3 separate regions of the Homo sapiens genome follow, and all the other regions are linked to region 2. A link is an interaction called in ENCODE POLR2A ChIA-PET data of the cell type or tissue named here. Cell type or tissue: PC-3. All regions are shown on one strand. Links, peaks and the distances in the headings refer to the core of each region. The heading gives the core; the rest is flanking DNA.

Evidence for each region. Peaks named below come from ENCODE experiments on the same cell type or tissue, not always from the same donor. Only the 100,000 strongest peaks of a DNase experiment are listed, where the experiment ranks them.
Region 1: POLR2A ChIA-PET joins it to region 2 with 12 read pairs; 21 of 35 experiments call an interaction of 5 or more read pairs at or near these places.
Region 3: POLR2A ChIA-PET joins it to region 2 with 20 read pairs; 2 of 35 experiments call an interaction of 5 or more read pairs at or near these places.

What each region holds. Positions count from the first base shown.
Region 1 is chr10:93,406,150-93,417,272 of GRCh38, reverse strand. MYOF (myoferlin) reads left to right here. Exons shown (of 54, transcript NM_013451.4): 6 at 7,534-7,700; 7 at 8,358-8,486. Among named protein-coding and RNA genes, the nearest start is that of MYOF, 71 kb to the left of the region's middle. RefSeq lists an enhancer at 10,068-10,567. In PC-3, for the core only: no CTCF peak of the experiment used is centred there; no DNase peak of the experiment used is centred there.
Region 2 is chr10:93,469,365-93,479,911 of GRCh38, reverse strand. The region is part of intron 1 of MYOF (myoferlin); the gene reads left to right. Among named protein-coding and RNA genes, the nearest start is that of MYOF, 7.7 kb to the left of the region's middle. RefSeq lists an enhancer at 9,749-10,547. In PC-3, for the core only: no CTCF peak of the experiment used is centred there; a DNase peak (open chromatin) is centred at 3,781; H3K4me3 peaks cover 1,662 bases; H3K27ac peaks cover 4,385 bases.
Region 3 is chr10:92,565,763-92,570,762 of GRCh38, reverse strand. The region is part of intron 1 of IDE (insulin degrading enzyme); the gene reads left to right. Among named protein-coding and RNA genes, the nearest start is that of IDE, 5.8 kb to the left of the region's middle. In PC-3, for the core only: no CTCF peak of the experiment used is centred there; a DNase peak (open chromatin) is centred at 2,602; H3K27ac peaks cover 1,180 bases.

The DNA of each region.
Region 1 (11,123 bases), core at 2,372-7,371, 63 kb after region 2:
AAAGAAGAGTGGATCACATGCAGTTACTGATATTCAGAAAGGAGACAGGTCAGTGTTGGATGCAGTGAGAAGCTTTGTAGGATTTGACCAAGTGACATTATAATTATTGGAGAGGCAGGATGGCATTCCTACAAGGGAGTTGTGAAGAGCTTGTCATAGCCGGAGATGGACAGTGAGGAATCTTGAACCACTGTGAATCAACAGATCTGGATTTGAGCATTGGCTCCACTATCAAGCTGTGTGACAGTAGGCATGTCACTTAACCTCTCTGAGCCTCAAGTTCCTTTCTTACAACATCAGGAGGTTGGATTTAATAATATGTAGGGTCTCTTCCAGCTCCGAAGTTCTATGATTCTATTAAAATGGCCTGGTCATGGCCGGGTGCAGTGGCTCACGCCTATAATCCCAGCACTTTGAGAGACTGAGGTGGGTGGATCACTTGAGGTCAGGAGTTCAAGACCAGCCTGGCCAACATGGCAAAACTCTGTCTCTATTAAAAATACAAAAATTAGCCAGGCGTGGTGGTGTGCGCCTATAGTCCCAGCTACTTGGGAGATTGAGGCTGGAGAATCCCTTGAACCCAGGAGGTGAAGGATGCAGTGAGCCAAGGTCATGCCACTGCACTCCAGCCTGGGTGACAAAGTGAGACTCTGTCTCAAAAAAAAAAAAAAAAAGCCTGATCAAAGCCAGGGTTCATATATTATAAGAAGATGGGATGAGAGAAGTTTCTTTTTCTTTTTCTTTTTTCTTCAGATGGAGTCTCGCTCTGTTGCCGAGGCTGGAGTGCAGTGGCGCGATCTCGGCTCACTGCAACCTCTGCCTCTGGGCTCAAGTGATTCTCCTGCCTCAGCCTCCCGAGTAGCTGGGATTACAGGCGCCTGCCACCACACCTGGCTAATTTTTTTTTTAAATTTTATTTTTAGAGAAGGGGTTTTGCCCTGTTGGCCAGGCTGGTCTTGAACTCCTGACCTCAGGTGATCCACCCGCCTTGGCCTCCCAAAGTGGGGATTACAGGCATGAGCCACGACGCCCGGCCGAGAGAAGTTTCTTTGGTGATTACTTCTGTTTGCGAATGCCAGGATGAGCAGCTGCGCTTTGGTTCAAATAGGCTGAATCAAAGAGCAGAAAGTGTTTCAAGGATTAAATGAACAAATGCTGCAGAAAGTTTGAGTAAGAAGAGACCTGAGGCTGGACCGTTGGATTTTGCAACATGAAAGTCTTTAGTGGCCTAGACAAGAGCAGTTTTGGTGGACTAGGAGGGCAGAGGGCTGGCTGGAAGAAGCATGAGAATCAGAGACAGAGTGAAGAATGTGAGTAAAAATGATTCTTCTGAGGAGTTTGCTCCCAAGAGGGGCAGGAAAAATGGAGCAGTAACTGTAGGGGGCACCGTGGAGTCAATGAAAGTTTTGTTTTTTAATATTCTGGGTGATATTTCAGCGTGTTTATATTTTGATGGGAATGATCCAGTAGAAAGGGGGAAACCGATGAACGTATAAAGAGGCAAAACTCCTTAAGTAGCAACAGGAGATAGGATCTGTGCAAATGCGGAAGAGTTGGCTTCAAGTCAGGGAGCACAGATAGTTCAGTGACTAATTGTAGCAGGAGAGAAGGCAACAGATACAGGTAGATGATTGATTTGGAGTTGGAAAGATGTGGAAATTATCTTCTAATTGCCAATTTTCTCAATGAAATAAGAAGCCAGGTCATTAGTGGACAATGAGAAAGATAGAAAGGGTGTTGGAAGCTTTCAAGATGCAAAACAGGTGGCCGTTCAGAAAGGTAAAGTGATTTGACTGTGCTGGTTAATTAGTGGCCATCTCAGACCAGGATTCAGGAAAGTTTTGGGATAGATATCTTGGAAATGTGGTAAGATGGCCAGGCAGCCCTGTGAGGACACTTACAGTTTGTGATCAGGAAATTAAAGTGAGATCAGTCCAGTGAGATGTGTGTGCTTCCCAGCCAAGTTCAGCTGGCTGGGTGCAGAGGTGAAGTCAGTGGAGGGTTGAATAAACCAGGTAAGCACAGTGAAGTGAGAGGGGGAAAGGGATCGAGGGGCATGCAGTGGGGTGGTTGCAGTGTTAGGTGGCAGGATCTAACCTGGGGTAGGGGTAAAGCAAAGACATGGAGGAAGTGGGGTGCAGGGAAGGCAGTGTGCTCATTAGATTGGGGCTGCTTGTGGGCTGGAGTAAGAGAGGAAGCAAATTGGAAAGATACAAAAGATGGCCTCTCAGCCAGGCGCGGTGGCTCACGCTTATAATCCCAGCACTTTGGGAGGCCGAGGAGGGTGGATCACTTGAGGTCAGGAGTTCGAGGCCAGCCTGGCCAACATGGCGAAACCCCGTCTCTACTAAAAATACAAAAATTAGCAGGGCGTGGTGGCAGGTGCCTGTAATCCCAGCTACTCAGGAGGCTGAGGTAGGAGAATCACTTGAACCTGGGAAGCAGAGGCTGCAGTGAGCTGAAATTGTACCACTACACTCCAGCCTGGATGACACAGTGAGACTCCACCTCAAAAAAACAAACAAACAAACAAACAAAAACACAAAACCACAAAAAACAACAAAAAAGATGGCCTCTCTAGTGGACTGAATAGTGGCCCTCTAAAATGCATGTCTATATGGAACCTCAGAATATGACCTTATTTGGAAACAGGGTCTTTGCAGATGTAATTAGTTAAGATAAAGTCACACTAAATTCAGTGACTGTAGTTTCTTGTTTGTTTGTTTTGTTTTTTGAGACAGAGGCTCTCTCTGATGCCCAGGCTGGAGTGCAGGGGCATGATCTCAGCTCACTGCAACCTCTGCCTTCCAGGTTCAAGCGATTCTCCTGCCTCAGCCTCCCAAGTAGCTGGGACCACAGGTGCACGCCACCACACCTGGCTAATTTTTTAATATTTTTAGTAGAAACGGGGCTTTGCCATGTTGACCAGGCTGGTCTTGAACTCCTGGCCTCAGGTGATCCACCCGCCTCAGCCTCCCAAAGTGCTGGGTTTACAGGTGTGAGCCGCCAAACCTGGCCCACTTGTTCTTATGAGAAGACGGGAGGACACAGAAGGAGAAAGGCTGTGTGACCACACAGAGGCAGAGACTGGAGTTATGCAGCCACAGGCAGGGCATGCTCAGGATTGCCGGGAGCCACTGGCTAGGAAGAGACAGGAAGGATTTTTCCCTCGAGGCTTCAGAGAGAGAACGTCTCTGCCAACATCTTGATTTTATACTTGTAAGGTTTGGAACTGTCGGGGAATACATTTCTTTCTTTTCTTTTCTTTTTCTTACCTTTCTTTTTCTTTCCTTGCTCTGTCACCCAGGACAGAGTGCAAGGGCATGATCATGGCTCACTGCAGCCTCGACCTCCTGGGCTCAGATGGTCCTCCCATCTTAGCCTCCCGAATAGCTCAGACTACAGGTGTGCACCACCACACCCGGCTAGTTTTTAAATTTTTTTTGTAGAGATGGGGGGTCTCCCTATGTTGCCCAGGCTGGTCTCAAACTCTTGGGCTCAAGCGATCCTCCTGCTTCGGCCTCCCAAAGTACTGGGATTAGAGGTGTGAGCCCCTGCGCCTAGCCAGAGAATACATTTCTATTGTTTTAAGTCACCCAGTTTGTGGGACTTCCTGCGACAGCCTTCAGAAGCTAATACAACCAGCAGCTTCCTGTTCAGTGGGTGATTCCTGACTTGGTGTGGCCCTCTGTGGTTGTGAAAGAGTTGCTCTTTGTAGATCCACTTGGCTGTGGATCACATTCAGGCCTGGGTCTCACGAACAGGGCCTGCCAGCACAACTGCTAGCATTTCACTCATGACACAGCTTGCACATCAGGGTGTGTTTAACAGTGCCATAGGGGCCCCCTCATTCTTTGTGGAACCCATAGCATTCTTTGTGGAGCCCGTACCATTGTTTAATCCTCTGCAGCTTCCTGCCACATAAAGGGGAGGTTTCCTGCTTGAATATTCTTCTGCTGCAAGGCACAGAGGCTGGCTGTCACCATGGCTTAGGCTGGTTTCCTCTGACCCATCCCTTTAGCCTAAAGTCTGAATAGCAGAAGACGTTCTTTGTTATCTGCAGGCTGATTCTAGAGCATCCACTGAGAATGTAATAAGTACTTGTCCAGAGTCCAGCATTGCAAAGGGGTATGATTGACCCCGACTTTTTCTCCTGCTTACTGCCATAAACAATCACCAGCCTAAAATGCTGTAATTATGGCAAGGAGGAAGTACAAATCACCAGCCTAAAATGCTATAATTATGGCAAGGAGGAAGTACCACTTAGGCCCAGGATGATGGAAGGAAGTTCGTCTTCGCTGCTTGGAGGAACCCAACAGCTGTCAGCCCCAGCCATTGCTCGGTCCAGGACAGGTTTACCGAGGGGAAGCGCCTGGCCCCCAGTGCTTCCCCGAGGCTGGTGCCAAGGTTGGGAGGAGCACCCCTTCAGCCATCTGGGTGTTCTTTCCTGAGAGTTGTTCAGTAGTTTTTCCAAATGTGAAGGCACATTTGTGCCTGGGATCCTGTTCCCCTTCCCATTTGTTTACTCATTCCACATTTATCAAGCACTTTCTATATACTTTGTGTAATGAGTTCTGTAAGGCATGGGGCAGAAACAAAGAAGCAAAGGCAAGCTCCTTGCTTCTGAAATGCCTGGGAGTAGGGGAAGCCTATGGGTTGACAAGCAGGTGCAAGACTATGTGGTGAGGACTAGAAAGAACAATGTGTGGCGGGTAGGAGAGAGCGGGACTAACTCCATCTGGAAGAGGTGGGGAGGGCATGTTGGAAGACAGTAAGTTTCATCTGAAACTTAAGAAGGAGAGGAACTTACCTGGTAGAGAGTAGGATGAAGAAGATTCCAAGAGCTTGGATCCAGGTGCCCTAAGAGAGACAGCAGGTAAGCCCTTCTTTTGAAGTCTCTTCAAGAATAGGCAAGAGGAGGTCCAGATCATCTTGCAGAGGACAAAGATTCCTTATCTTTGACTTCCATGAGGTTTTCCCAGTAGCCTGAAAAAGATGTTGAGGTACTAGGAGCATAACATGTCCTTCACCTACAGCCTGGTTTTAAACCCAGTTTTATACCAGAGAGGCAGTGTGAAAACTTGGTCCTGGTTTTAGCTCAGCTTCTAATAACTTAACCACAGGCAAGTTGCCTTAGCTTTCTGGACCTCAGTTTTTCTGTCTGTAAAATGGGGTGAAGGGTAGGTTGGATCAAGGATCTCTAAGGTCCCTTCTAGGACAACATTCTGTGGGTCCATGGCTACTTGAAGGAAGTGTGAAGTGAGGATCTACAGAGTGTTGAGTCAAAGGATCAGAGGACAGAGTAGGGAGTCACACTCAGTGAGTAGGAGACAAAAACAGGGGCCCACAGAAGAACCTGAAAAAGCAGATCGGGGGAGGAGAGCTGCAATGATCTAAAAATATGTATATGAGCACTGGTGTCCAAGGCTGTGGAAGATCCAATATGGAGATACAGAAAAGGGCACGGAGCTTGGCAAAGAGAGGTGATTGACTTTTGAAGAACAGAAGCCAGGCTAGGATGGGCGAAGCATGAATGAATGGATGATGAGGAGCAGGGCCCACCCTGGGCTAAATTGCAAAGCAGTGCATGTGGAGGCCCCCTTTTCCCTTGTGGCTGCCTCTTCCTCACTTTGGGACCCCTGCCTGCTGTGCTGCCCATGGACTGCTCCAGTGCCCCATCCCCACACCCCCCATAGCTGGTTCCAGGAAGTGTCCTGTGCTCCAGAAGAAGCCCCTTCCAATTGCAGTGGTCTGAATGGTTGTGTCCCTCCACAATTCACACATTGAAATCCTAACCCTGAACGTGATGATATTAGGCAGTGAGGCCTTTAGGGAGGTGATTAGGTCACGGGGCCAGAGCCCTCATGCATGGGATTAGTGCCGTGATCAAAATGGGCTCAAGGGAGCTCCTTTGCTTCTTCCATCATGGGAGGCAGAGAAGGCTCCAACTGCAAACCAAGAAGTGGGCCCTCACCAGACACTGAATCCGCCGGTGCCTTGATCTTGGACTTCCCCACCTCCAGAACTGTGAGAAATAAATTTCTGTTTTCTAAAAGCCACCCAGGTTGTGGTATTTTGTTATAGCAGCCCAAGCAGGTGAAGACACCAACCAAAACTGATTACACAGCAAAACTAAAAAATAAACAGTTAATTTATTGGGTGCTTCTGTATGCCAGATACTGTGCTAAAGGCTTCGCCTATAGATAATTACACCTTTACAGTAACCCTGTGGTAAATACTATTATTTTCCCCTCTTTACAAATGAAGAAACTGAAGCTTAGAGAAATTAAGAAACTTACTCAGACTCACATAGCTCGAAAGTGGAGGGTGGGGAGTGGATTGAGCCTAGGCCACGTGGCTTCAGAGCCCAAGATTTCAAGAGCTATGCTACATAGTAATCTGATGAAACTCATTCATACCAGGATGTGAATGACTGACAGGTGACTGTCCTTGGAAATTAAATCTCTTTCATAATCTTGCATCGTAGAGAAGGAGTTTCAGAATCCAAAAGCAGGGTTCTAGACAGGGTGGCTTGTCTTCTAGGCTCTCTTAGATTATATTGTACAGATTACCAGAAGTTCTAACTCTTTGTGTATTAAGAAAAGAAAAGCTAAAGTTTGTCAGCGAGTTTCAAAGAGCTCGTGAATAAAAGAAAGAGGAGAGGTAGTAGGCAGAGTTGATTTTTGGTTTTTGGTTTTGTAGGGAGAGAAAGATCTGTGTCTACTTGAAGGCAGAGGAAAAGCTGCAATAGAGACGGAACCCCCAGAGGTACACAAGAGAGAGGAGACATTTGGGGAGCCTGAAAATAATCAGGAGGTAGTAGGATCTGCAAATATTCAGGAGGTAGCAGGATCTAATGCATGGCAGAGGGTTGAGATTTTCACTCTGCTGAGCAGGGTAAACCTTTTCCTGAGTGCAGAGGGAAGGTAGAGGGATAAAGGAGGGGACACGTGTGTGTTAAAGTGACAAACCAGGAGGAGGAAGGAAGAGCAAGATGATCACCTTGGTGCTTGGCAAGAAAATGAGGAGAGTTTCTCTTCTGCCATTAGGGTGGAAAGAGCAGTTGTGAATTAGGAGGCTCAAGCAGGAAACAGTACAAATAGATCACGAGCAGATCTCTAGAGAGAAGATCTGCAGTGGGAGGGATGGAGTTGAAGCTTGTCATTGCAAGACTGCAGTGTTCCGTGATGTTTCTTCCTTTTTCCATCCTAACACTAATGAGAACTCAGCAATCCCTGGCTGGGTCCAACGGTGCCATCTCCTCTCATTGTCCCTGTGATCTCTGCCATTCTCTTGGTCTCTTCGAAGGCAACCTGAGCAACAGCCCCGATGTACTGTGAACACATTTTCCTAAAGAATTTTTCCAAGTCACAAGAAGTCCCAAGTCAGTGTCACCAAGAGGATCTCCTTCACCTGCCACTTTAGGAACACTTAAAACATAATGGCAGACAAAACCGTGTCCTGGAAACCTGAGCCTTTGGACATTTACAGGATAAGGGCTATCCCTCACTGGGTTTCTTTCTGATATTTTAGGAGATGGGGAAGAAGATGAAGGTGATGAAGACAGGTTGGACAATGCAGTCAGGGGCCCTGGGCCCAAGGGGCCAGTTGGGACGGTGTCGGAAGCTCAGCTTGCTCGGAGGCTCACCAAAGTAAAGAACAGCCGGCGGATGCTGTCAAATAAGCCACAGGACTTCCAGGTAGCAACGGCCTGGCGTTCTGCTTCTTTGTTTAATCTTTATATTGCCCATCTTCTGGCAATTGCAGTGATGTTTCAGTGGACCTATTCCAATGGACAATGGCTCAACCGGTAAAGAGAGATGTCAGTGTATAAACCCAGTAAGAAAAGCTCTCCATCTTTCTTCTGCAGGCACAAGTGGGTTTAGTCTAGCCAGCTGATGGTCTCCAGAGAAATAAAACTATAATTCTCCTTCCCTTTGGCAGAAGGAAAGAGCTAATCAAAGAATAGAAGCGCAAATACTGTGTTTTTCGCAGCTCTGGGCCCTGTCTTAGATTTGGAAGGCAGCTATGGAGTTAGTTCATCACTAGGCTCAGCAAGACCAGGTGCATGACTGGAGTCTGAGCAGTGACCTCCACCTGCCCTGCCCTTTCCCAGGCCGGCTTTGAATGATTTCATCCCTACAGCTGCTCTTGGTCTCTATAACCCAACCCCAGTTCCCATCTTGGGAATGACCCTAGGTGGCTCCACCCAATTGGTAGCACCTGGTATAGCACAAAGCTGCCCTGGCCTGGTGTTAGCAATCCTAATAGGTGAAGGAAATGAAGCAACACCTGAGGATCCTAAGGATCCCACGTGCTGGGAAAGGTTGGGTAACCATCCCCCTTCTGTGCTGCAGATCCGCGTCCGAGTGATTGAGGGCCGACAGTTAAGTGGTAACAACATAAGGCCTGTGGTCAAAGTTCACGTCTGTGGCCAGACACACCGAACAAGAATCAAGAGAGGAAACAACCCTTTTTTTGATGAGGTAAAGGGGTTGAGAGGGCATGTTTCTGCTCATGAGTCCCACTGGGGAGGGAAACACGGGAGCAGCTTCACTGGTGAAGACACCACTGAGTTCCAAGTAGAGATCACAGGAACAAAACTAGGTGTGACCATGTGAACGCATGGCAGGGTCTTGGAAAAAGCCCTGGAGTTTAAGCTTCATGGTAAACCCACTTCTGCTATTGGAAAAGGAGAAATAGGTAAGTAACAAATATAGCTTTTTTTTTTTTTTGAGATGGAATTTCGCTCTTGTTGCCCAGGCTGGAGTGCAGTGGCGTGATCTCGGCTCACTGCAACCTCCACCTCCGGGGTTCAAGTGATTCTTCTGCCTCAGCCTCCCAAGTCGCTGGGATTACAGGCATGCACCACCACACCTGGCTAATTTTATATTTTCAGTAGAGGTTTCACTATGTTGGTCAGTCTGGTCTCGAACTCCTGAACTCAAGTGATCCACCCGCCAACAAAGTGCTGGGATTACAGGCATGAGCCACCGCGCCCGGCCAGCATTTATTTAAATAAAATTGTTCACTTGGGACAATCTAAAAGATATCTAGCTTTTAGATATCTAAAAGCTAAATGATGTGAAGATCCAAGGCTAAGCAGGTATGGGGGTACACACCTGTAATCCCAACACTCAAGAGGCTGAGACGGGAGGAGTGCTTGAGCCCAGATTTTCAAGACCAGCCTGGGCAATATAGTGAGATGCCTTTAAAAAAAGGAAAATTACCTGGTCCCCTCTGTCAGTGGTTCTCAGAGATGCTGTTGCCTTTCTGGTGTTTTTGTGATAACTTCTTGATGATCCCTTCGACCCTTATGAGAGAGGACATGATGTCTCCTAAATCTACCTTTGCTTATTCTAATTAGCAGGGTGTCTCTGAGGGACAACTCTCGTGACTAATCCAGTTTTTTAGAGGTGTCAAAACGTACTTGGCTGCAAAAATAATATATGTTAAAGGAAAGCAGTTATTAGCACACAGGGGCTTTGTTTGTTTTGCCCCCCATACTGATAAATTTTTTTTTTTTTTTTTTTTTGAGACAGAGTCTGGCTCTGTCGCCCAGGCTGGAGTGCAGTGGCGTGATGTTGGCTTACTGCAAGCTCTGCCTCTTGGGTTCACGCCATTCTCCTGCCTCAGCCTCCCGAGTAGCTGGGACTACAGGCGCCCGCCACCACGCCCAGCTAATTTTTTTTTTTTTTGTATTTTTAGTAGAGACGGGGTTTCACCATGTTGGCCAGGATGGTCTCGATCTCTTGACCTCGTCATCCACCCACCTCGGCCTCCCATAGTGCTGGGATTACAGGCGTGAGCCACCACACCCGGCCTTTTTTTTTTTTTTTTTTTTTTTTTGAGACAGAGTCTCTGTTGCCAAGGCTGGAGTGTGGTGGTGCAATCTCAGCTCATTGCAACCTCCACCTCCCAGGCTAAGGCAATCCTCTCTCACCTCAGCCTCGCAAGTAGCTGGGACTACAGGCACACACCACCACGCTCAGCTAATATTTGTATTTTTAGTAAAGATGGGGTTTTGCCATGTTTCCCAGGCTGGTCTCAAACTCCTGGCCTCAGGTGTTCCACCTACCTTGGCCTCCCAAAGTGCTGGGATTACAGGCATGAGCCACTGCGCCCTGCCTCCCATACTGAGAACTTAGCCTGTTCTACTGCCCTCTTTTATAACACTCCTCAAAAATACATGATACCTTGACAATCATCTCAAATGCCACAAAACTCCATGACTGGGCTGTGGGGAGAAATGATATATTTAGGGAACTTTTCAGAGTCTTGGCCAACTGTGCTGAGGAGACACATTTCTGGGATTCCTCAGGCCTATGTCTCCTGCTCTGTTCTCCAGCCCAGGCCTGTCTTACCACACTACCTCTTCATTCCCTACGGCTCTAATCCCAGCTCTGGCGTTTGTCCTTTTTTTTTTCCTACTTCTTTATTCAGAAAAGAAATGATTTCTTCTATGCCGCGTTTCTATTTCTTCCTCTTCGTTCAAACTGGCTTCCAGCTCTGCAGAAGGTCCTATTTTCTTCTCACCTCTAACCTCTAACCTCTCCCCTCAAAGGAATCGCAGACGACAGCAGGCAGCCAAGTACAGTAGTATACACATTCTCATGAGAGGTAGGGGCTGCACAGAGATGGGGCACTGGAAATGGACTTCAGGGAAGGCAGAGAGATTCACGTTGGAGGGCAAGACTGGATGGGTGGGGAGGAGGCAAGATGCTGGATTACTTGGGCCTAACGCGTAAACCCTGTCTATGCATTGATAATGCAGGCTTCCTGTTGACTCAGCTGCATTCCCAGGAGCCCAGCAAACATCTCCACCTTCCTCAGAATTTTCCCATTTTAATGAGTTTGAGGGGGATTAGACCTCTTGGCAAAAGAGAAGTCCAGTACATTAATCGATAAAAAAATTTTACGGGATAGGAGAAACAAAAGTAAGATGATAAAAACAAATATATATATATATATATATATATATATAAAAGAGGTTTACTAAAAAAATTTCTAGCCTGGCCAGGCGTGGTGGCTCACGCCTGTAATACTGGCACTTTGGGAGGCCGAGGTGGGTAGATCATTGGAGATCAGGAGTTCAAGACCAGCCTGGACAACATGGTGAAACC
Region 2 (10,547 bases), core at 1,869-6,868:
ATCAATTGAAAGTGGAAAACTTCAGTTAAGTTGGCAAATATAGTCTATACAAACAATTACACATTTAACTTTAGTCTCTTTTCTGGCCTCCTTTTTTCATACAAATCGAGTGGTAAAGTCATTCATTCATTTAGCTAACAAGCAACCTGACAGAGGAAAGGGCACTCAACTCAGAGTAGGAACATCTGCATTCCAGCTGACATTAACTCAATATCTGATTTAACCACCTGGGTCTCCAATTTCTCAGCTGTGGCATGATGGGAACTGGTCTTTAGATGCCTTCCGTCTTTTAGATTCTAATTTTCTAGTTCCAGGTATTGAGTTAGCTGCTCTCAGCAAGATGTGAAATGCATTGCCTTAGGTGCTGGAGGGGATATAGCAACAAACACAGCACTCTTCTTGCTTTCAGTCTATGTCGGTGGTTTAAAATCCTGGTGATGGCAAACCCTTTACAGGTGTGTTCCCAATTTTGAGCACTGCGTAAAATTAAGTAACATTAAGTTCTGACTGAACTGAGGATACTTATAGCAAAATACTGTCCATCAGAGGGAACATGGAACAAAGGCAGACACACTTCATAGTGTGGAGTGGGGCAGGGTATGGTAAACTGGAAAAAGCCCTACCATGCCTGTAGTCCCAGCTACTCAGGAGGCTGAGGCAGGAGAATCACTTGAGCCTGGGAGGCGGAGGTTCCAGTGAGCAGAGATCGCACCACTGCACTCCAGCCTGGGAGATAGAACGAGACTCCATCTCAAAAAAAAAAAAAGGAAAAAGCCATACCAGAAGATCAAGGCGGCATCAAAGAAAGTCCCTGTGTTAACAGAAATATGTAAACATTTTGCCTCTTGGGTAAATAAACAAAGTCAGGGCAGTAAGCAGCTCTTCTCAAACTATAAGACGGTGAAGAATGGCCAGGGGAAGTGATTGTTAATGGTGAAGCTCGCATAGACACTGTGAGGCCCTATTAGGCTATAGCTACACTGTACTTGGGATTGTGCTGTACTGACAACCAACTGGTTTACAGTTGACCTCAGTTTTTCGTGTTCAAACCCTTTCTTTCTTTCTTTCTTTTTTTTTTTTTTTTTTGAGACTGTTTCACCCTGCCATCCAGGAGGGAAGAGTGCAGTCAGTGGTGTGATCATGGTCTCGAACTCCTGGGCTCAAGCGATCCTCCCACCTCAGCCTCCTGAGTAGCTGAACTATAGGCACACACCACCATGCCCAGCTAATTTTTAATTTTTTTTGTAGAGACAGGGCCTCACTCTGTTTCTCAAGCTGGCCTTGAACTCTTGGGCTCAAGCAATCCTCCTGGCTTGGCCTCCCAAAGTATTGGGATTACAGGTATGAGCGCCCAGTTGTGTTCAACCGTGAGTGACCCTTCTGAGGCTGTCAAATTACTCAGGGCCTGGTAGGAACTAGGAGGATCTGGGGGTTGCTGTAGTCCTGGTGCATGGTTGTTGGTGATGTTCAGCAGCGCAGGTGTAGATTATGAAAGCCACAACGCTTATGTAATTTTTCATATCCTTCGGGTACACCAGGTTCCATGAGCCAGATCCGAATTGAGGCTGGAGTGAGTGCCTGTGAGCCAGGGGTGGCCATTCTGCCCTAAGTTCCATGCGGACAGCCAGGCTGTGAAGCTGAATCTAGCTGAGATTAGACTACACAGACCTCTGAGACCAATTTCAACTCTGAGACTTGATGATTCTTCCAAACAGTCCTCCAAACAGAACAGGTTGTTAAAAAACTTTTTAATTTTAAATAATATAATATTTTTAATTTCTAAAATTAAAAATGCATGTAGACATAAGATAAACAACCCAGAAGGGATTATGCAACTAAAAAGTGAAAATTCTCCCCACACCTCTTCTATTCTTTCTCTCTCCCACTGTTAGTCCTTCAGGGTCACCACTCTGAACAATTTGATTTGAATCCTTCTTGATCTTTTGCTCTAGACATATAAGTTGTCCCAACTACTGCCTGTTAGCAACAGTACTGCAGTGGGTGTCCCTGTGGTGCGTGTCTTTGTGAATATGCATATTTCATTTTTATTTATTTATTTATTTTTTAGATGGAGTCTCGCTCTGTCACCCAGGCTGGAGTGCAATGGTATGATCTCGGCTCACTGCAACCTCCACCTCCTGGGTTCAAGCGATTCTCCTGCCTCAGCCTCCTAAGTAGCTGGGATTACAGGCGCCCGCCATCACGCCCGGCTAATTTTTGTATTTTTAGTAGAGACAGGGTTTCACCATGTTGGTCAGGCTGGTCTTGAACTCCTGGCCTCATGATCCGCCTGCCTTGGCCTCCCAAAGTGCTGGGATTACAGGCGTGAGCCACTGCGCCCGGCCATGAATATGCACATTTCAAAAGCACAGCTTCTATCTTTGTGTGTGTTTGTGTGTGTTTTTCTTTTTTCTTTTTTTACACAGAGTTTCGCTCTTGTTGCCCAGGCTGGAGTGCAGTGGCATAATCTCGGTTCACTGCAACTTCCACCTCCCGGGTTTAAGTGATTCTCCTGCCTCAGTCTCCCGAGTAGCTGGGATTACAGGCATGCGCCACCACACCCGGCTAATTTTGTGTTTTTTAGTAGAGACGGGGTTTCACCATGTTGGCCAGGCTGGTCTTGAACTCCTGACCTCAGGTGATCCACCCGCCTCGGCCTCCCAAAGTGCTGAGATTACAGGCATGAGCCACTGCATCTGGCCTTTTCTTTTCTTTTAAAGGTGCTTTTGCTGGATCTTGCCTTAGGCTTCCATTTTCCCTTTGACCTATCCCTTGCTTCTGTGTCCAATCTCTTGAAAAGGTGATTGAGCGGAGGTTTTCTTGCATACTTTTATATTATTGTGCCTTTACAATGTGGCAACATTACATTCACATAAAACATCCATCTCCTTGGGTACGTAGTTGTTGCTACTATAGCATTTTTCTCATTCTCTCCTTACAATATCCCCCATTCCATCAGCCAGAATTTTCTCTCCCTTCTGGTCTTGTGTAAATCTTTTCCTTGTGGAATGGCTACTGCTACTGTCCAGATGGCCACCAGATAATTGTCATGTTATTACTTATTTTTTCCAGATTCCTGTCATTTTACTTGGACCTGTTTTTGGAATGTGAGCCTAGATATTTCTAGAATATCCCCCCTCTAATTAGCATATCAAACTTTGTAGTCTTGAGCAAACCAGTTAACCTCTCAGAGAGTCCTTTTTTCTTTTGAAAAATGGGGCTGTAATGGCTTATCTGAAAGGGAGTTAATCTCTAGACATCCCAAAGGCTGTGATGTATCCAATAGACACATGTGTATTTTTAGTAAAAACCTGCTTTGCTATTTGAAATTATAAAGTTGATTTTTTTTTTCAGTGGGGGACATTAACACCAAGAATATATCTTTTAAAGCATTTTTAAAATAAGCTCCAAAGCTATGCGATTCCACTTAAGAATGGGGAAGTAACTTCCTGGCCAACATGGTGAAACCCCATCTCTACTAAAAATAGAAATATTAGCTGGGCGTGGTGGTGGGCCCCTGTAATCCCAGCTACTTGGGAGGCTGAGGCAGGAGAATCGCTTGGACCTGGGAGGCGGAGGTTGCAGTGAGCTGAGATCGCGCCACTGCACTCCAGCCTGGCAACAAAGCCAGACTCCATCTAAAAAAAAAAAAAAAAAAAAAAAAAAGAATGGGGAAGTGATGTGAGAAAGAGCTCATGGATAGTATTCACTGTGGTTTGTCCAGGCACTTGGTGCGTTCCCCACAGAGAGCCTTGGTTCACCCAGTGAGCACCATAGGACTCATCAAGAAGATCCCTATCAGCTCAAACTGATAATCACACTACTCGGGTATTCCCATAAAACCACTGTATTGTATTGACAAAACAATCAGGAAGGCAAAAGTGTTTAATCTCCTGAGTCATTCCCATCCCTTTCTGGAGAACAAGGCTTAGAGACTCACTGCCTAAGGAAAGTGGCCCCACCCTATGGAAGCATGGGAATTCTCAAAGGTACACTCCCCAAAGGCACATTCTGCAGGGTCTCAGTCATCTATAAAGCTACAATGGCCCTTAAAAAATTAATTAACGTGCCTTGTTTTTCTTTCCTCCTTCACAACACATCTCACCTGCGTGCCCTCAGCTTAGGGGTGCTGGTATTTGTCTGGTATGGGTTTTCCTTTCTAATCACGGGTGTGTTTCTCCTTTACTGTAGGATTTGGCCCTGCCAAGAAGGTGTGGGATTGTTATATCCTCTGCAACACCCAGCACATCACTGATGTTGAATATACATTTTAAATATTGAGCATGTAGCAAAGAACTGGCAGGAAATTTCAGACACCTTAATGTGACAAAGTCCTTGATGCTTAGTCCTGAAAGAGACCCTGGGAAGTCATCCAATTGCCCTTTACGTTTAATATCCTCTCAGGTGTTTGTGAATGAGGCTTAGCAAAGAACCATGTCAAGTATTCATGAACCCTGAGTACAACCAGTTCCTAGCACCTGTTCTCTGGGGGCAAATTGGTGTATAAGACATTTTGCATTCTTGTTCCTGGCAAGGAAAATATGAAGCTGCCAGTTTTATGTTGAACCTTCATACATGAAACGTAGTATATAGAATGCCATGATATGGCAGTGGTCAGCTGACTCACTGTGTAATTTCTATTGAACAGCTGTTCTGTTGCACTGGGGTGTGCTTTGAGCAGGTCTGAGCACAGTTCTCAATCAGAAAAAGTTATGGGACATTTGATACCTTAAGCCTTATCAATTAACTTCTTACTGGGCATGAGGGTACAAAGGCCCTGAGCTCTGGGGCCAGGGATGCCTAAATGAGAATTCCAGTGGCCATCCCTAGTTGCTCATGAGCAAATACAATCTGCAGCTTCAAGCCCGGTCATGATGGCTCACGCCTGTAATCCCAGTACTTTGGGAGGCTGAGGTGGACAGATCACCTGAGGTCAGGAGTTCAAGACCAGCCTGGCCAGCATGGTGAATCCCTGTCTCTACTAAAAATACAAAAAACTTAGCCAGGCATGGTGGTGGGCACCTGTAGTCCCAGCTACTCAGGAGGCTGAGGCAGGAGAATTGCTTGAACTCGGGAGGTGAAGGTTGCAGTGAGCTGAGATGGCGCCATTACACTCCAGCCTGGGCAACAAGAGTGAAACTTCATCTCAAAAAAAAAAAAAAATCAGCTTCAGTGTTCTTAATAATATCTCCTGCCTTGCAGGGCTGTTTGAGGATTAAATTAATGTACATGTGACATTGCACATGGCAGTCTATAAATCTCCTTACCTATTTGATAACAGTTTCATGGAGCACTACAGTGCACCAGAGAGTATTTCTGGAACTAAGTCTAGAAAAATATGCATAAGATGGCTTGGATTTTCAGGCCTAGGTGACCGACTAGTTAGCACACAAGAATGAGATGCAAACCAGAATAGACATGAAAAGTTACAATCTGAGTAGATGAAAGAGTGAAAAAGCTTGTGGAGAAAGTGTCATTTGGCTTGGTTTTAAAGGATGAGTGGAAATTTGACAGAAATAATGGAAAAAAGACATTCCAGGCTTTGGAACAGTACAGGAGGACCAGAGAGCCATGGGGAGGAGTAACGTGGTATGAATAGGGATTGAACTTTACTCATCAACCATTGGGGAGCCGCTAGGCCGCAATGTGAACAGCAGATTAGTACTAGTCAGGGAGACTAGTAAGAAGGCTTACTAGTTGAGTCAAATGCTTCTCAGCACAGATGGAGCTCATCCCAGGACTGGAATCAGAAGGAAGGCACTAATAAGGAAAGACACTGAGGAAACAACCTGATTAAATTAAAGTGATAAGGGAGCCACACTGGACAGGCAAATTTGGCCATCCTTCCTCACACTGTACTGTGAAATGGAACATCAGACTGCCTTGCTTCCAGCTGGAGTGTGCACCCTGTGGGCGAGTGCAGGGCTGGTTGGGGTAGCTCAGCAAGAGGCCAGCACGAGGGCAGTAGCCACCTGAGGCGGCAGGGAGGCCACCAAGAGATCGAACAAAAACAGAAATACAAAGTGATCTTTGAAGACAAATTTTGCTGTCTTCCCAAAGATCAAATGGGGGAGCATTTCCTCAACCAAGCTGAGCCATGGTTCATTTGCATAAGGTCCTTCTCTCCCTAGCCTGTTGTACTATCTGAAAGGATAGGGAGTCATGGTTCAGAATTGCTTCATTACAAGGAGCAGATACCCACTTCAGCGTGCTCAAGGAAACCTTGATTTTTCTAAAGCTAGAAAGAAATCTGGAGTCCAGATCACAGACCTCACAAGAGCCAGAATCATGTCAGCTCCCCTCTCCTCATTTCCCAGGGACTGTGCAGCCTCCTGCCTCTGCTTCTCCCTGCACATGGCAGCCATTACTTTTCTGCATATTGTCTATAATTGTTGGCTCTCTGCAAATTGGCTGTCCTTAGTGAGGCCTCTTGCATGGGCTTTGGGTTGCTGCAAGGTGACTGGGTCTTGACTCTACATCCAACTGCAGTGGCAGCGTCTCGTGCATGAGATAGCTCAGAGAAAAACACCAATTGCCTTGGTTTTGGTCAGATGTTCAGCCCTGCTCCAATTAACTGTGGCCAAGGGGCATGGAAGGCCAAGACAAAGTGGGTAGACCAGATGTGTCTACTCACAGGGCAGCCTTCTGGGGGCCTAGAGTATGAACTCTGCAGCCTGTCTCCTTCCAGGGATTAGATCTGTTCTTTTCCATCTTTACTCTGTTGGTTGACATAACCTCTCACTTAAAAGAACCCCCTTCTTTCTGTAACCAACACAATACTTGGAAAGGGATGACCTTTGGATTCGAAAAATTAATTTTCACTCCTGGTTTTATCCCTAGGAGCTGGGTGTCTTTGGGCAACTATATTTCCGAGCCTTCATTTCCTCATCTACAGAGTGTGGAGAATAATCTATACCTCACAGGGAGGTTGTTGGGAGCAATTGTGATAAAATATATAGAGAACTTGTCGTAGTGCTGACACAGAATGTTGCATGACAGGTGCTCATGTCTTCTGGCTTTTATGCCCCACTTCTTCCCCCATTGCTGCAGGGACATACAGAGTCCTGGGGGACATTTCCAAGGGGTGGCCCAGGCTTAGCTGTTCAGAATAAACAGGATGCTGGTCAGCTGTGGCTGCACAAACAGCTTGAAGGCATTGCCAAAGTAGGTTCTTTGTTTTTAATTGTGGTAAAACACATATAACGTAAGATTTACCATCTTAACTATTTTAAGTGTACAGTTTTGTTTTTGTTTTTGTTTTTGTTTTTGTTTTGAGATGGAGTGTTGCTCTGTCACCCAAGCTGGAGTGCAATGGCGCCATCTTGGCTCACTGCAACCTCCTCCTCCTGGGTTCAAGCGATTCTCCTGCCTCAGCCTCCCAAGTAGCTGGGATTACAGGCACATGCCACCATGCCTGGCTAATTTTTGTATTTTTAGTAGAGGAGGGGTTTCACTATGTTGGCCAGGCTGATCTTGAACTCCTGACCTCAAGTGATCTGCCCACCTCGGCCTCCCAAAGTGCTGGGATTTTATTTCTAATTTCCTGAGGAAATGGCCTACTGTTCTCCATAGATCCTGCACCATTTTGCATTCCCACCAGCACTGCACAAGTGTTCCAATTTCTCCACAGCCTTGACAACACTTCTTTTTTTCTTCTTTATTTCATAATAGCCATCTTAATGGGTGTGGGCATAGTAGGTTCTTAGCAACTCTCTGACTTGGATTTTCAGCTCACACTTGCTGCATTAGCTCAGAGTGAGAATTGCTGCAGTGCAGGCCTCGTCCTCAGTGATCAGCAGGAAGGCAGCTCTCCTGTGATGGAAAGCCCACCTCGCAGGAGCCCAGCAGCAGCCTGAAAGAGCCTGGTGGCCTCTTGGCCAGTGGAGCCCAGCTCTGAGGTCCATGTGGCCAGAGTTGTGCTGGGAACCATAGTAGAGCCAAAGACGTGTGGGAAATAGCCTTGGTCCTCTGCAATACCAGGTCTTCCAGTTGGCCACCGTGCCGAGCCTTTTTTTTTTTTTTGAGACAGTGTTTCACTCTTGTCACCCAGGCTGGAGTGCAATGGTGCAATCTTGGCTCACTGCAACCTCCACCTCCCAGGTTCAAGCAATTCTCCTGCCTCAGCCTCCTGAGTAGCTAGGATTACAGGAGCATGCCACAATGCCCGGCTAATTTTTGTATTTTTAGTAGAGAAGGGGTTTTGCCATGTTAGCCAGGCTGGTCTCGATCTCCTGACCTCAGGTGATCCGCCCACCTTGGCCTCCCAAAGTGCTGGGATTACAGGCGTGAGGCACCACGCCCCGCCTTCATTTCGTTTTTAGGAAGTAGGTATTATTGACATCTTCATTTTCCCTATGAGGGAGCTGAGGCAGAGACAGGTCAGGATTTAACTGGATTCCAGATGGTCCATGCGTCTTCACTGAGCTCAGCATGGATGAAGAAACAACTCACAACCTCTGACTACACAACCAACTCACATAAACAGTTCCTCTCTCTCTGAACAGATTGAGTTGTTTAGTGGTTGGAGTCATTAGGATCCAGTCTGAAAAAGGAAGAAAGTGTACCAAGAACAAAAGAACTTAAAAAAAAAGAAAAAGAAAAAAAAACCCATCCCCCCTGGGGTGAGTTTGCAACAGAGCAATGAAAGCCTTTATGACATGCTGTGACTCAGAAGCTCAGAGGTGACATAGCTTAGCAGTGAATCAGTTCCACTGATAGTCAAGTTTGAGCCATTTTATTAGTGGAGACTAGAACCATAACTTCTTGTAATGTAAAGTATTAAAAATCTAATATTTGACTGGCAGGGCGAGGTCCACTTCATTTCACCTCCGTTTGTTAGTTTATGACCTTCATCATCTTTTTCATCTCAATAGTGCAGCTTATAAATTGAAAAAAAAAATTCCTTGCCCTTCTCTCTCTTTCTTTCAATAAATAAAATGTTATGTTTTTGCTTACCCCTCCTAACAGACTGAATTCATTGCTAGGACACTCCCTGTCTCTGTCCCTCCTATGTTTAGCAGCTCCTTCCTCATTCCAAGCATGAATCCATTCAACAAGCATTGATCCAAGCATTGATTGAGAGGGTACTCTGCCAGGCAGTGTGCTTAGCTCTGTGTATAGGGTGGGGAACAAAGCAAGTTTGGCCCTGCCCACATGCAGCTTATAGTCTAGGCTGTAAATGGGGCCAGCGTTCAGTGAATTAAGAGTGTAGGCTGGGTGTGGTGGCTCACACCTGTAATCCCAGCACTTTGGGAGGCCGAGGTGAGCAGATCATTTGAGGTCAGGAGTTCGAGACCAGCCTGGCCAACATGATGAAACCCTGTCTCTGCTAAAAATACAAAAATTAGCCAGGCATGGTGTTGGGCACCTGTAGTCCCAAGCTACTTGGGAGGCTGAGGCAGGAGAATGGCTCGAACCTGGGAGACAGAGGTTGCAGTGAGCCGAGATCGTGCCACTGCACTCCAGCCTGGGTGACAGAGCGACTCTGTCTCAAAAAACAAAAAACAAAAAAACAAAAACTTCTGGAAAGGAGACATTATCATTATTGGCAATTATATTGATGGTGATGGTTTACTGGCTGTTAAGCACTGTGCTACATGCTTCACATGTACTTAGTTATTTAATTTTAACATATTCCTTTATTTTCTTTCTTTCTTTCTTTGTTTCTTTCTTTTTTTTTTTTTGAGATGGAGTCTCGCTCTGTTGCCCAGGCTGGAGTATAGTCACGTGATCTCAGCTCACTGCAACCTCCACCTCCTGGGGTCAAGCGATTCTCCTACCTCAGCCTCCCAAGTAGCTGGGATTTCAGGTGCGCACCATCATGCTTGGCTAATTTTTGTTTTTTTAGCAGAGACTGGGTTTCACCATGTTGGCCAGGCTGGTCTCGAACTCCTGACCTCAGGCGATCTGCCCGCCTTGGCCTCCCAAAGTGCTGGGATTACAAGCGTGAGCCACTGCGCCCGGCCTACTCCTTTATTTTCTCACCAAAAAAGTAAAAATAAAAATAAGAAAGAAGTCCTCACTTGAGAGCTGAACAAACTGAGTCTCGGGTAGAGTGGGTGAAATGCCTCACTCAAGGTCTTACAGCAGGGTCTAGGTGGAGCTGGAACACTAATGCTTACCGCCAAGGCTGTACCACCTGTGCTGTCCCTTATGCAGCCCTGAGTGCTTGGTCTTGGTCGCATCCAAATCTGGCCCATCCTGTGGTCAGGCACGTGAACTCAGCCCACATTGCTGGCAATCTGGGCTCTGCTGCTTACTCTTGGCAGTAACTTCCCTGGACAAAGCCAGCCCTGAGGGCATCTGGTCACACCATGCTGGGGCCTGGGGCATTGGTGCCTTTGAGCTGGACATCTCTGGTCTCAGAGGCCTTGTCTGGGGCCCCAAATTCCCTCTTGTTTGCCCTAGGGTGTTGGACACATTATGATGGCTTCCATGTGTGAAATTGCCTTGCAGGGTACTGACAGTGTAGAAAGCTTTTTCATGGGTGTAATCTTTTTTTTTTTTCTTCAGAGATGCAGTCTAGCTCTGTCGCCCAGGCTGGAGTT
Region 3 (5,000 bases), core at 1-5,000, 910 kb after region 2:
TTGTATTTTTGGTAGAGATGGGGTTTTGTCATGTTGCCCAGGGTGGTCTCAAACTCCTGGGCTGAAGCAATCCCCCTGCCTCCCAAAGTGCTGGGGTTACAGGCATGAGCCACTGTGCCAGGCCCAGTATATGTTTCATAAACACTGGTTTCCTTTCTGTTTTTCTGTTGGTATTTTATATCTCCTAAACATGTAGCCAGAGGATCAGGCTACCTTTTAGCCAGGATGACAAGGCTAGAGCACTTTCCCTCCACAGGGGTAGATCCTCTATAGATATGTTAGGTTCTGGAGCCTTCTCATTTGGCTTGTCTTCAGTCTGTTTTCACTGTTCTGTTAGTTTAGACATTATTTGAATGTCTACTCTGTAGTGATCACACACTGTGTCCAGTACTATGTAAATGCAAAGATAACCATAAATCTTGTCCTCAAGGAGCTTTCAGTAATAAACAGTAAACTGCTTTACCTCTGACCTTTTACTAGACACCTCCACTTTTATGTTTTGTTGTTTCTTTCAATTAATTTTGAAAAACAACTTAGTATTTTATCACCATACTGATTACTTTTTTAAAAAGTGGGACTCACAAAATTATTTTATTCTTCTCAAAGAACTGTTTAGTTTCTTTTTGCCTATTAAAAGTGTAACTTTTTTTTTTTTTGAGACTGAGTCTTGTTCTGTTGCCCAGGCTGGAGAGTGACACGATCTTGGCTCACTGCAACTTCCACCTCCCGGGTTCAAGTGATTCTTCTGCCTCAGCCTCCAGAGTAGCTGGGATTACAGGTGTGTGCCACCACACACAACTAATTTTTGTATTTTTAGTAGAGCTGGGATTTCACCATGATGGCCAGGCTGGTCTTGAACTCCTGACTTCAGGTGATCTGCCCACCTTGGCCTCCCAAAGTGCTCGGATTACAGGCGTGAGCCACTGCGCTCGGAATAACTTTTTAAAGTAGGACTCACAATCTGCTTTCTGAAGGGAAGGCATCACACTCTGCCTGACACATAGTAGGTACTCAGTACATATTTACTGCATAACTTAATTGATTAATGGTCTTTTTTCAAAACAATTTTTTTCTGTAGAGTCCTTAGTTTTGCTATGTTGTTATCATTTTTTCAGTTTAGCTTGAAAATGAGAGTTTTCAGTTTAGCTTGAAAATCTTTGAATCTTTTTCCCTCATTGCCTATTCCCAAGACCCAATCCTCCTGAGTCTTTCATCCTAAAGATTCCTAAAGTTTCTTGGAGTGATCTTGACCCTCATCACCATCCTAGTTCAGGCCATGATCATCTTCGTAACATCTTACATCAGTGAGATTATCTCACCTGAACAGGTTTTAGAACTGACTTTTCCAGCCTTCTGTCTCCCTACTAGTTGATTCTTATCATCACATCAGATTAATAAACCACTTTTCCCAAGCTGTTGTCTCGCCTAAATATCACCAGTGGTTCTGTGCTATTTCAAGATCAAGTTCAAACTTCTTGACCCAGCATGTAAGCATTCTGTTGGCTGGCTTAGCCCAACTTTTCAGCCTAACTCTTCTCCAGTCAGACTTACCAATTTGCTGTCTCCTTTTACATGACCTATTCATTCCCAATTCCGAGATGCCCTTTCTGTCTTTTCTTTATATGACTAAATCCTTTATTCTTTTTAGGCCTTGTTATACAGGTCACACAATTACTCTTCCTTTTTCTCAACTTAATAATTTTTAAAAACATTGTGAAACATCTATTTGATGTTTATATATTGCCTCTTATTTTTTTACTCTCTTATTTAATATTGTACATGCCAGAGTATATAGGACAAAGAAGAAAAAAACACCTGTGTACCATCTACTTTAGGAAACAAACATTTCCAGCAACTTTGAACCTGTCTGTGCTCACCTGTCCAATTATAACTCTGCTCCTCCCCTGTAAAGGTATTGTTATTATTATTATTATTATTTTTTTTTTTGAGAAAGAGTCTGCCCTTGTTGCCCAGGCTAGAGTACAGTGGCGCAATCTCGGCTCACTGCAACCTCCATCTCCCAGCTTCAGGCGATTCTCCTGCCTCAGCCTCCCAAGTAGCTGGGACTACAGGCGCGTGCCACCACGCCCGGCTAATTTTTGTATTTTTAGTAGACATGGGGTTTCACCATGTTGCCCAGGCTGGTCTTAAACCCCTGACCTCAGGTGATCCACCCACCTCAGCCTCCCAAAGTGCTGGGATTACAGGCGTGGGCCACCGTGCCCGGCTGTATTATTCTATATTTGGATAACAATTTCCTTAGTTTTCTTTATAGTTTTATCACATTTGAATACTTCTTAAGCAGTATATTGTTTAGTTTTATTGTTTATTTTAGTTTTATAGCTTTTGACCTTTATTGCAAACTTTTCTGAGTTACTTTTTTTCATTTAACTTTCATTTAACATCATTCATAAAGATGTATGAGTTCACTGCTGAATGGCAGTCATGCAAGTATGCCCTGGTATCATATTGATCATTGCAAAAATTCTGTAAGATAGGCCTAATCTATATTCTGACAACTCCCAAATGTATTTCTCTAGCCAGAACCTCTCCCTCAAATTTCAGGTTTGAGTAATAAACTTCCTACTCAACAATGTGAGTCACACTGGTCTACTTGCTTGACTTGCTCTTACCTCAGATCATTTGCATTGTTTTCCCTCTGCTGAGAACACCCTGCTGCTAGTAAGAATGGCGAGAGCTTTGCAGAGAACATAGGATTTGAACAAGAGTCTTTGAAGGAAATATTGAATTGGATGAACAAAGAAGGAGAGTTGAGAAAATATTTTATTTTTTGGAGACAGGATCTCACTGTCACCCAGGCTGGAGTGCAGTGGCACGATCAAAACTCACTGCAGCCATGAACTCCTGGGCTCAAGTGATCCTCTCACCTCAGCCTCCTGTAGCTAGGACTACAGACTTGTGCCACCATGCCTGGCTAATTTTTAAAATTTTGTAGAGGCAGGATCTTGCTATGTTGTCCATACTGATCTCTAACTCCTGGCTTCAAGCAATCTTCCTGCCTCTGCCTCCCAAAGTGCTGTGATTACAGGCATAAGCCACCACAACCAGAAGAGAAAATATTTTAGATAGAAGGAATGGTATTAGCAAAGGTTCAAAAGTAGGGAAATTCACAATATCAGCAAAGGAAAGTGAAATTTTGTCTTATTGGATATAGAGAACCTCAGATGCTTTTTGAGCAATTCAGTGACATATGAAAGCTGTATTTTTGGCTAATTAATCTGGCTGTTTTTTGTAAGCACTGTTTGAAACGCAGGCAGAGACTGATGAGGGATAAAGAAGGTAGTACAAATGACAAGGAAAGAAGAGTGTCTGCAGAAGACATGTGCAAGAAGGATTCAGCAGAGTTTAGTTATTGATTGATGTAGGGACGATGTGGGAGTCAGAGAAGCCTGAGGTCTTGAGCGTGAGTGACTTTGAGTCTAGAATAGGAGGGGCCACCAGGGTAGGGAAAACTCTTGTCGGGGAGACCCAGCTCTGGGAAGAAGTTCAGCTAGGTGAGATGTTTGTCCTGCCTGGCAGGTGGCAGGTTTTCCAAAGGCATACCAAGAGAACGAACCACTGCTTGGGTACAGCAGTGGGCACAGTCTTGTAGGCACTTTTGGGCTGGCTGTTACCCTCAGGTCCCGTAGGGTAGTGGACAGGACTGAGCGGTCCTTAAATACCCAAGGGAATGAAATCTAGTTTGTAGATTGGTAGCTCAGGGACTAGTTCAATTGAAAGATCAGAACCACATTGATGAATACTGACCTACTACTGGGGTTTCTTATTTGTTTTGCTTAAGGATAGGAAATGGATCCAGAGCCTAGAACAAGTCTGACCTGTGCTGGGGTCTAAGTGGATTCAGCTGTAACGCTCTTGCTGCTGCTGACGATGTTAACCATAAAAGATTTAGTAGCTAATATTTATTGAATGCTTATTGTATGTTATGCTTTTTTGGGTGGGGGGTAGTCATCCCCTCAAGCATTTATTCTTTGTTACAAACAATCCAATTAAACTCTTTTAGTTATTTTGAAATGTGCAATTATTATTGATTATAGTCACCCTGTTGTGCTATCAAATCCTAGGTCTTTTTTTTTTTCTTTGGTACCCATTAACCATCCCCACCTGCCCTCAACCACCCACTACCCTTCCCAGCCTCTAGTAACCATCCTTCTACTCTCTATCTCCATGAATTCAATTGTTTTGATTTTTAGATCCCACAAATAAGTAAGAACATGTGATGTCTGTCATTCTGTGCCTGGCGTATTTCACTTATCATCATAACCTCCAGTTTATGCATTTTATTAGGAGCTTTGCCTATGTTGTGTGTGTGTGTGTGTGTGTGTGTGAGAGAGAGAGAGAGAGAGAGAGAGATAGAGTCTGACTCTGTCACTCCTAGGTGGAGTGCAGTGGCGTGATCAGGGCTCACTGCAGCCTTGACCTCTCTGGGCTCAGGTGATTCTCCTGCCATCTCAGTACTCCCCTGTTTCCTGGGTAGCTGGGGCTAGTAGCTGGAACTTGGCACATACCACCATACCTGGCTAATTTTTTGGAGTTTTTTTTTTTTTTTGTAGAGACAGGATTTCGTCATGTTGCCCAGACTGGTCTTAAACTCCTCGGTTCAAGCAGTCCACCTACCTTGGCCTCCCAAAGTACTGGGATTATAGGCGTGAGCCACTGCACCTGGCTACATATGTTGTCTTGTTTAATGGCCACGGTAATTATGTGGGAGAGTGGTGGTGGTAGTCTTTTTTTTTTTTCTTTCAGATAAGGATATTGAAGCTCAAAGAGGTTAACTTGCTCAAGGATACACAGCTAGTAAGTGGCTTAGCGAGATATGAATTCAACTGGGCTCACTCAAGAACCTCAGGGGTTGGCCATTATATTGTCTTCTTCCTAGAGGTAGCACGATATCTTTAGTAGAGATGGGGACGTTAAAACAGGGAGATTTTTTAGAAAGAATATACATGGTAGTTGATGATATTGAGTCTGAAGTGATT